Regions from separate parts of the Homo sapiens genome. Here region 1 is linked to region 2. A link is a loop called in an ENCODE intact Hi-C map of the cell type or tissue named here. Cell type or tissue: MCF 10A. All regions are shown on one strand. Each heading gives the region's core, and the rest is flanking DNA. Links, peaks and the distances in the headings are about the cores only. Region 1 has its middle 44 kb from the start of POLR1D. Region 2 overlaps PLUT (PDX1 associated lncRNA, upregulator of transcription).

Region 1 (5,378 bases), core at 149-5,148, 160 kb before region 2:
GGATCTATTCTGTGCAGATTTTGGAATTTCTTTATATAAAATGATTTACTATATGTACCTTCACATCTGCTTGCAACTACTGTATCTCATTGCCCTGCCCTATTTATTAGTAGAGTGTGAATGAGCACTTGTCATCACTTCTAAAATGTGTACTGGCATGCCTGGGAGATGTCTGACTTTCAAACCCCACCTCCACCCCACCCCAGTAAACCAAGATCTCCTCAGGCCACCCTTGGCTATTTACCTAGAATAGAATCCCAGGCATAACCAACATTAAAAAACTGCATCTCTGATGTTAAAAGAGATGTAAATGCCAGTTTTCTTGTGGAATTATTCTATAAAACCATCTCATTCTCTGGCTAACTCTTTGGGTCACTATGTTGAGTCAGTGGGTTACACTAGCAGTTGGAAGATAGGTGCAGTCCCCTCTGCCTCTTGGCGTGAATGCTGCAGTTAGTAGCAGGGCTTTGCTCACCTCGAGGAAGCATTTGGTTTTAAAGATGATCTGACATTGAAAACAGCAAAATAGAGTGGAATTCACCAGTAGTTACCAAAGGTTTTGTTCTGAGATCCTGGATTACCATCACGTCTGGGAAAAGTACCCTTCCTTGTTGTTTAATGCAGAGAAGAACTGGCCAGTTTACCACCACTGAGATGGCCCACTTCAGTGAAAAGACCCCAGAATTCTTCTGTTGCTGGACATGTTTCACCAGCTACTCCTAGCCCTATATATCCAAGAGACATATGTAGTTCATTTGTCTATAAAAAAGATTTTGCTCTTGTAGTAAGCACCAGGCCACCATTGCCAAAGACAGGCCCTCTAAGCTTTTTACTCTCTGTGATGGAGGGTAGTTTTTCCTGTAGGCTGTCTGTGTTATGCTGTTTTGGAACATGCCAGTGTTTAATACTGTTCTGAATCATTGCTGAGTTTGCAACTGCAGTGGGTCAAGTGTCTTCACCAAAGCAACGCCTGCATTCAGTAGTACCCTGTCAGACCCTGCAGGAGAACTCGGCTTGCCTCTCATCACGTGCCTGTCTTCCCGCACAGGAATGTCCTAATGCCAGCGTGCCCCCAGGAGGTAGAAATGTCTTTACCTTGAGACTACTAAGGCAGCGTAATGCTGGTGTACCTTTTCTGGAAGCTCTGTGAAGCTCTATAGTTCGTACTTGCAGAACTGTTTTTTCTTTGTTTTTGCCTTTCTTCTTTGCCCTTCGTCTCATTCACTGTGGCTTCTAAACTCCAGAGCTGTCACCACCTCTGAATGTTCCCACTATTTCTGTTGCACTCCACTGTCCTTTTCTTAAATTTTCTAATTTTCCACTGTCCTTTTCTAAGTTTCTCCTTGTTCTAGTTCATTCCTTTGTCACTTTTCTGGCCTGACCATTTTTCTCAGATATTTTCTCTGTCCTTGTAGGCTCAAGAGCTACCTATTTGCAGCAGGAGGTATTTTCTTGTTTTTCTTCCTTTTACTTCCAGATTCAGTGCCATTTTGGTTTTCTGAGATGGTCTGACCTCTGTGAGTGAGGCTATGCTAATGCCTGACTGCTTATACTTCACCTGTACAGTACTAGTCCACACAATTCCTATGTGGAGTGTTGTTGGCTTGATTTTGAAGTATTGTTTGGGGTTCTCTGTAAATCAAAGTTTTATAGAAATGTGGCTATTCTACATTCGTTTTTGTTTAATACCAGCCACCCTGAATAACATGATTTTGAGAATCAGCATACTCCTAAAGTAGCCCATCATATGGCAGACACCTCAAGGCTAAGAGAAATATGAACGTTCTCATTTGTATAGGGTCATCTTTTTGAAAATGAAAGATTTATTAACACCTGAAAAAGATAATACATAGTATATAAGTAGATCTAAGCACATTAATTAGCAATTTGATTGGTTGCAGCCTCTCCTAGGTAAACTTGAATCATGAAGGTACTGAAATATATCCTGCACAGAAATTCACCAGGGCAGGAGATTGAGTAAAGTGCTCCTCCACAGAGCATAGCCTGGCATCCTGAAATAGAAGTGTAAGAATTTTTTTAAGTAAAAGATTATTGCATATTTATGGATTCTTTACACAATTTTTTTATTCTATAGTAGATCCTTTAGCTCCTGTATTTAATATACAGCAGAATATACTTTTTAGTTTCCTTGGAAAGGAACAGTTTTCACTGTCTGGTAATAAAACGCAAGATGCAATAAATTTAATCCAAAATAAGTTACAGTAAAATAGGGCACTTACTAGTTTGAAAGAAAATATTAAATGATTCTGTTAGTTCACAGTGTGGTCAATACCTGTACATATGAACTTCAGTAGGAAATTTAGTCCCAGGAAGGAAGAAAGGTTTAAAGTGTTCCAGCCAGTCTTGTCTCAAGAATTCCAATCGTCTTTTTTTTTCCTCCCTGGTACTCAGAGTTTACACTAGGTGGCATGCAAGGAAAGCTAACAAATTCAGAAACTCGATTCTGTGGGAGCAGGATTCTTTGGTACTAATCACGATAGTGGGTCCAGCTTTGGAGTTAACCATTTGATTTGTGATGGTTTTTCTTTTCTCCTCCCCACCCCAGGATGAAGTGTCCTCTTGCTAGCACCAATAAAAGATTTCTAATTAACACAATTAAAAACACATTGCCCTCTCATAAAGAGCAAGACCATGAACAAAAAGAGGGCGATAAGGAACCAGCGAAGAGCCAGGCCCAGAAAGAAGAAAACCCGAAGAAACACAGAAGCCATCCTTACAAGCACAGCTTCCGCGCTCGAGGTTCCGCCAGTTACTCCCCGCCACGAAAGCGGAGCAGCCAGGACAAGTACGAAAAGCGGTCCAACCGGCGGTGAGGCTGGAACCAGGGCCAGCCAGCCCTGCGGGCCTCCGTGCTCCTTCGGGGTGCGGTGTGCGGAGAAGGCCTGAGCTGGCAGGGCAAACACCTGAGAGTGACTTTGACATTAGGTCCTTTGTTGTTTTTAAAGAGGCTGCTGGCCACAGGCAAAAAAAATGACCTAGCAACTCTTGAGGAAACAAGTGCAAAGGAGGATGTCTTGGCAAGTTTAAGCTACTTCTGCAGTGTAGTAGACTTACATATTGTTGTTTATCTTGTTTGGAAGTGTGTTTCAAAATAAACATGTCTAGAATTTAAAGTTTTCAGAGATTGTTAAAACTGGTTCCAATTTTTTGGTCATTTCTCAGAAAAATAAAATACTTATAAATCCTATATTTTACTTTTTGGGGGTATTACATTTAAAATTTAGAAATCATCAGTCCAGTGACCATATTTATGAAAAGCTGTAGCCCTCCAAGGTCTGGGAATTTATCGAGAAGCTCTTTGATAGCTCTGCATTTGTTTTCCCTTAGGTGAACAATGTAGGAAATCCTCAAAGTGGCTTTGAATTTAATGCTCCACTTCAGTTACCAGAGGTTAAAAATGGGTTTTGTTGTTTCCTGTGCATTCTCAAACTCATTTATTAGATAGAACAATCTTTCTATATTTAATTTTTTTAATATATAGGTCTTAAGTGGTGCTTTAAAAAGAACCCTCACAAGTTAAAAATTAAGAGTTGTTTCAGTGCTAGATCTTACCAGCTAAAGACTTGTGATACCACTATATAGTATAGTTGTTCCAGAAATCTTCATTTTAAATAGAAGTGTTTACAATGCCTTTTTTCCCCCAGTATTGGTTTTCAATACCTGTTTTCATATACAATTACAAACCTTTCAAACCTGTATTCCTTCTTTATACTCAGGAAAATGTCACCAAGCACCCTCCTCCCCAGTTCACAAAAGGAAGAAGATGAAGATTCTGTCTCCCTGTTCCCCCTCCCCAGTTTTCCAAAGTGTCTGAGCATATGCCTGGCTGTCCTCAGATCATCACCATGCCACATCCCTGCTCCCTACTTCCTGGCAGCCAAGAAAAGCCCTTTCTACATGCTAGAAGGAAATACATCCAAAAAGTTAGCATTGGAGTGTTAGAAACTAGAATAGACCTCTCCGCCACCGAGCTGCTGTGTCACGCCCTCAGCCTGCTAGGGAGTGACAAGCCCAAGTCATTCTTGATCCACCCCTTCTCCCACCCCAGATCCCAGGGACTCATCCTGTGACTTTGTAACCACACTCATTCCTTTCAAACACAGAGGAGGAATTATTGCTTCATCTGACTTTATTCAAATCTAGTTATGTATTGGCCTAAATTATTTGTGCAAAATTTGAAATGTTTTTTATTTAAATATTAGAAATAGCACAAAGTCATGGAGTTTTTAAAAATTGTTATAATTAAGTAAAAATAAAGCTGAATTGTGTCATTTGTGTATGCATTCTGTATTTATTCATTATTTATTCATTTATTTTGTTTGAGAAGGAGTCTCGCTCTTTTCCCCCAGGCTGTAGTGTGATGGCACGTATCTCGGCCCACTGCAACCTCCGCCTCCTGGGTTCAAGCGATTCTCCTGCCTCAGCCTCCTGAGTAGCTGGGATTGCAGGTGTGCGCCAACATGTGCAGCTCATTTTTGTATTTTTAGTAGAGAGAGGGTTTCGCCACGTTGCCCAGGCTGGTTTCGAACTCCTGAGCTCCGGTGATCTGCCCGCCTCGGCCTGCCAAAGTGCTGGGATTACAGGCGTGGGCCACTGCACCCAGCCTTGCATTCTGTATTTATAACACACAGACAAGTTCATTATCCTTTAAAAGGGAATGACTGAAATGAACACATTTTTGTACTCAAAATTAAGGGAAGCTTTTTAGCCTAACTATACTTACCTTTCTTAAGTTGTGTTAAACGACAGTGGCCTACAAAACCATTTTCCCTTTTAAAAGCACTGTTCTATTTCAGAAAAGTTTATTGGAATCTTTAGGCTTCTATCAAGAGCAGCCATAATTTCCAGTCTAAAAATGTCAAGAGAAAATTATCTATTTTTTATTCCCTATGTATACAGTAGATGTTAGGGGAGGGATTGGTCATGAGATACATTCACCAGCCACCTCCTGTTTCTGTGGTTAACATACTGGCGCTGCCAAGAGCTCCCATCCGCCTGTGTTACTATCTGATCTCCATTGTAACTATATTTAGAGATCACAAAGCCTGGGATAGAGGTTAGAGAAACTGAATCTTAGTCCTGCCTCTGCTTCTGGCTAGCTTCAGGCCTTATCTGGGTCACTTTTCTGGACTGCATTTTTTCATCTGCAAACTAAGATGTTTGGAGTGAGTCTTTAACTTTCAATAGGTAAAGAAAGAAGTGCAAATAGCCCTAAATTTTAGGAACTGCGTTCCATGCTTCCACTAGAAACCATTAAGACTTAAACACAAATGCAACTTGACATAATTTTTTGTTTTATCTCATGTTAGAAAACAGCCTGTAAGAAATATAAGCAAAAAGCTATGGTTCCTAGCCAT
Region 2 (5,378 bases), core at 94-5,093:
TTCTACATTGTGCTTCATCTATGGAATCTGGATATTTTTACCACCTCTTCCCCCAGTCTCATAGGGCTGCTGTACGGGACACCCCCATACCAGTGCCCACCCCCAAGCCCTGGGAATCTCAGACATTTATATTCATTCAACTGGTTTACCCTTAGGGATTCTCTCCTTTTCTTTTTATCCCCCAACCCCGTCCAACTCTTCCCCCAAAAAAAGTGAGGGGAAAGGAAGGCTTCTGGATTTTTATTCTTTGTTTGATTTCAGCTTCTGGCAGCCGCCACAGCTACAAGACAGATATCCCAGAGCCTGCTTCCTATTAATGGTCCTTTCTATCACACTCCTCCACCCTGCATTTTTTTTTCCTGAGTTACCACAGTGCTTTTTTTTTGTGCATAGGCAACTGAGGTGCAACTGAACTGATACCCGGAGTTTCTGGTAAATAAAAAGCAAGTAATTTATGAAAGGGACCTATGTCTTTGCACAGCCTCTGGCTTGTCGCTTGAATGAATGGCTTCCTTTGAAGTATGCCATGTCTTAGCTCATAAATGTAATCCAGCATCAAAGGTACCCAGGCCCGGTGATGCAAAACTGTTTACTCTTCATTTTGATGTATACAAAAAGATGCCCTTTATTTCCCTGGACTCCAGTGAAAGATGCAGAATAGAACCAGAGAAGCCAGCCATGGGTTGGCTTGAAAAGGCTGAGCTGGGAGAGCAGAGGCGGCTCGACTGACAAAACCCAAATGTGGACACGCATGGGTCACTGGCTAGGGGTGTTGATTGTGGAGAGCCATCCAGTCACGAAATCCATCTCGACAGTGTGTGCTGATCAATCATGACCTTGTAGCGGCAACATTTATCAGCCTGGAAGCCATGAACTTTGGTTTGCTCATTTTACTTGAACCTGACGCTACCCTTGGGGACCAATGCCACACATTCACTGTAGGATTGATGCAGAGGACACCCCAAAAGGGAAATAGGAGACTGAGTTTCCTTTGTTAAAGGGGATTATAGCCACTACGCCTGTTTAACTCTTTCCTCCCCTGGCCCTGGAACCCATCCAGCTGGGGTGGGTGTGGGTATGGGGGCTGCAGTTGGCCCTAAGCTAAACCTAACACTTTGATAACTTACATACTCAGCAAAGTAATGGCAGTTCCAGCTAGAACAGCCTGGAACGTCTCTCCATGCTGGGATTGGAGGGAAAAGTTCATTTTGGCTAATTTCAACTTTTCCACCATTAAATCTGCACCTGCAATGTCAGGGGTCACCAAATAATAAAAAGTGGCATCTTTGAAACTGCTCAGTCACGTGAAAAGGGCTGTAATTGAGTAGATTCATTCTCTGAAGCCCCATCAGAGACACACAGCTCAGGGCTGGGGGAGGGGGAGAGGTTCAGGACAGGGAGGCAGGGCCAGGAGCAAGCCAGGCTCTGGGAGGGACCCGGGAGCAATGGCAGCTTCTGATGTGGTCCCTTGCTTTTGAAATCTGAGACTAAAAATAAATAAAGATCCCACACATTCACTCCATACACACCCACATACCCACGCTGGCCTCTAGCCTTTGTGAGCAGTTTGACCTGATAAATGCGCTTGGCTGGCATCAAATAGTTCTGCTTTGACCGATCCCATTTAAATATGTGAATTAGTCATGAAGCAGGACACAGCTTGGTGAGCTTGCTAAATTGTTGGACTCTATTGAAGGAGAAGGGAGAAAAAAAGAGAAAGCCATTCAGCGTTCTCAATTAGATGGAGAGGTAAGGGCATCCCAGCCTCAGGCCACCTCTCCTCACTCACTCCCCAAGCCTGGTCTCAAGTGCAGCAGTAAAAGCCTCCCTAGGCCATGAGGCAAAGGTCACCTGGTACCATTTGGGATTATTGTTGCCAGCCTCATGGAATACAGCACCTGTGGCCTTCCATGGCACAGATTGTCTGGGCTGTCTTAGGAGGCCAGTGAGTTTCCAGGGAGGCAAGGGCCCGCTGGCACTGGGATCAATGGACATCCTATGCCTGGGCTGGCGGGGACTCCAGGTTGATGCCACCATGGGAAAGGCTAACCTGGAGCTTCTGTAGGAATAGTTCTTAACCCCAATGCCCACCACACCCTGCCCAGGAGAGAAAGGAGGAGGAAGGAAGAGAGATTGGTGAGCTCCTGGGTAACTCACTCCTCTCTAAGTACAGTCCCCTTTGCCTAGAGAATGAGACTCACAGGAAGAGTGAAGGAGGGCACCAGCAGCAGGGTCACGATGGAAGTGGCCCTCAGTGCCAGCCCAGTCTTAGCAGGAAGGAAAAACCAATCCCCAGTGTCGTGAGTTCCTTAGAAATGCCCCTGCTATGCACACATACCCAGGTCCCACCTTCACCCGCCCCGATTCCATGCTGCAAAAGAAACGTGCCTCTGAGCTTCAGCTGCTTTGTGGGATTGGGGTTGGGTGGCAGCTGGCTCCAGACGGGAAAACTGTTAAACGCCTGCTGTTTGAAAGTTCCCCTTCTTAGCTCAAGGCATTCTGCACACCCTTCTACCATGAATAGTTGCTCAAATCAGGTACTTCCTACTGCAGGTTTTGATGGAGCCAGCCCCAGCCATTCACTTTGTTAGGAAAGGATGACTAAAGAGCAGAGCCGTTAGGGGGAGCGCGTCCACTTGCTTGGTTTGCAGCATGAGATCAATGAGCCAGGAGCTCAGGATAAAATAAAGTGTCAATGTCTTTGTCTCCTTGAGGGGAAGCTTTAGGACAGAGTGCCAGGCAGGGGTGAGTGGGCCGAGGAAAGCCCAGCTCTGGGCTCCACGGACGGCACGAGGAGGTTCCCTCTCTGCAGGCGTTGGCAGTTACACCCTGGGTGTGCAGGCTCCCAGCGTCTCCTCGGAGAACTCAGGAAACTCACCAAGGCGTTCGCTGAATAGGAGTCCGGCTTTGAAACTGTGAAGTCGCAGCGCCCCCTGCCTGTGCGTGGCCGCCATAGCTAGGAAGCCTTCCCAAGTCGGGAGGACCCTCCCCAAGGAGCTCCGGAGGCTCCCCCAAAGCCGGGAGAACCTCGCACAGGCATCCAAGAGCAGCTCTGCTCCCATGGGGACCTGGAACTTATTTGGAACTCAGCAGTCCCTGCTCTTTCTTCCCTTCCTGCTCCCCCACCTACCTAAAATCCCAGGAGCTAGCAAAGGACAAAGGCTCTCCCCAGAGCTTCTGCCACACAGGGGTGCTGATGGGTGGGCTGCAGGTGGGCCTGAGCCCCTGCCCCCCTTAGCTCCGGCTGATTCTGTTTGTCGCCGACCTCAGCTGACTGGATGCTGTCATGGTGGCATGGCGATTATTATAGGCATCTCGGTTATATTACATTACGGTCTTCTCACTTTATTGAGATCATCTCAATTACTGCTCAAAGATTAGTGCAAGCTGCCATGACTCATATGCATCCGGTGTTTACTCTTACTTCATGGCCCTAGTAGTGCTGTATTGATGCCAAAGCGTGAGAGACTGTCACTTGATTACGATTTCCAAAGGCTACTGTAATGAATCTGGCCCAATTCCTGACTTGGCTTGGACAAGCCTCCTCCCTCCTCCACCCACTATCCCATTCCTAGGTTCCATTTTCACTTTAGTTCTTCTACCAGAGTTAGATGCATGTTTTCCTTAATCTTTACATTTAAAAATAAAATTAAAATGCAAAGTCGTCACATGAAAACACACTTCTCAATTTTCTTTTTTTAAATATCCCAAACATCAAAACAGTACTACTCAATAAACACCCTCATCAAGTGCTATGAATACACCAGTTGGCATCAGATGCGTCTCCCTAGACAGCAACGTTTCTGTGTCCACGGATCAACAGTCCACTTATGACAGAGCTTCCGATTCAGGCAGGCCCTGGCAGGCTAATTTCACCTCCATAATTTTATATGCAAGTTAATGCTACTCCCTGAAACTGCTCTTCCCTGAGTTCTGCCTGTCAGGGATGGAGATGGAGAAGCTATCCATAACACTTCTCTCCTCCTTAGCCCCACAGGCAACATGCCAGCCTGTCCTCCACTCTGCCTTCAAAGCATGCTCTGCGGCTGGCGACTTCCTGCCACTTGGACTGCTACCACCAGGAACCAATTTCCCATCTATCTTCAGCTCCAAGGCTCCTACCCTCACCCTGCCTCCCTCCTGTCACACCAGCCAGAAGGATCCTTGCAAACCCCACCTCAGATCATGTCAATTACTAAAAATAAATTCAGGGGCTCTCCACTGCACTCTGTAATTTGACTCAAAATTATTAGCTTGGCCCTCCAGGGTTCACCTAATCCGCCCTCTGCCTAATTCTCCAACCTTCTTTGGGGTTTCTGCTCTCCCCATTCCTGATGATCCAGCCACATGCCTCTCCTGGAATTTATGCCACCTTCCCATCTCAGAGTCATGGTTCAGCGTTTTTCACTGGTTTATTCTTATTTATCCTGCAGGCTCAGCTTTAATGTTCCTCCTGTGAGCTCACAACCTATATTATTCTTTCTCATTGCAACATGTTCTTTGCATTTACATGCAACCATTTGTGTATCTATTGTGTATGATCCCTCGGGGGCTGATACATTTTGGGACAGGAAGGAAAGCATCCTTTTGTATGAGATGTATCCCCAGTACCAAGCTCCAGGGTCAGCTGGAGTAGTTGTTGAGTTGACATGGATGGAATTGGTGAAGAAATGAATGGGCTGTATAAGGTTGACAGTATTCACTCATAAAGGTTTAGTGACTTGACTCCTGCCACACCCTCAGCAAGCAGACATGCAGTTCCTAGGTGAACTGCACCATCTGGAAGACTCCCTAGGAGAAGAAATGGGGAGAGGGGCTGCAGGAGGCAGGTTAGAAAATTCTAGAACAGTTGGTTCTCCAAGACAGAGTCCCCTTAGAGTGGGGCTGTAAAGATATGTGAGAAGCATAGTCAATGTTCACACTTGTGCTAGCTTTGGCAGCACATATACTAAAACTGAAACAATACAGAGAAGATTAGCATGGCCCCTGTGCAAGGATGACATGCAAATTCGTGAAGCGTTCCATATTTTTTAGTGGAAGCAATTTTGGAGGTAGTGGAAGCTACAATGATTTTGGCAATTACAATAATCAGTCTTCAAATTTTGGACCCATGAAGGGAGGAAATTTTGGAGGCAGAAGCTCTGGCCCCTGTGGTGGTGGAGGCCAATACTTTGCCAAACCACGAAACCAAGGTGGCTATGGTGGATCCAGTAGCAGCAGCAGCTATGGCTTTGGCAGAAGATTTTAATTAGTAAACAAAGCTTAGCAGGAAGGGAGAGCCAGAGAAGTGACAAGGAAGCTACAGGTTACAAGAGGTTTGTGAACTCAGCCAAGCACAGTGGTGGCAAGGCCTAGCTGCTACAAACAAGTCATGTTTT

What was found. Peaks named below come from ENCODE experiments on the same cell type or tissue, not always from the same donor. Only the 100,000 strongest peaks of a DNase experiment are listed, where the experiment ranks them.
Region 1: a loop joins it to region 2, with 32 times the contacts of the local background. A loop is called at or near these places in 8 of 110 quality-filtered maps.

Annotation. Positions count from the first base shown.
Region 1 is chr13:27,663,120-27,668,497 of GRCh38, forward strand. It overlaps a transcript of POLR1D not described here. Among named protein-coding and RNA genes, the nearest start is that of POLR1D, 44 kb to the left of the region's middle. In MCF 10A, for the core only: a CTCF peak has its summit at 2,421 (motif pointing right); no DNase peak of the experiment used is centred there.
Region 2 is chr13:27,823,839-27,829,216 of GRCh38, forward strand. The region is part of intron 3 of PLUT (PDX1 associated lncRNA, upregulator of transcription); the gene reads right to left. It also overlaps the pseudogene RNU6-73P. Among named protein-coding and RNA genes, the nearest start is that of GSX1, 34 kb to the left of the region's middle. RefSeq lists an enhancer at 3,026-3,525. In MCF 10A, for the core only: a CTCF peak has its summit at 2,934; DNase peaks (open chromatin) are centred at 2,633, 2,893 and 3,443.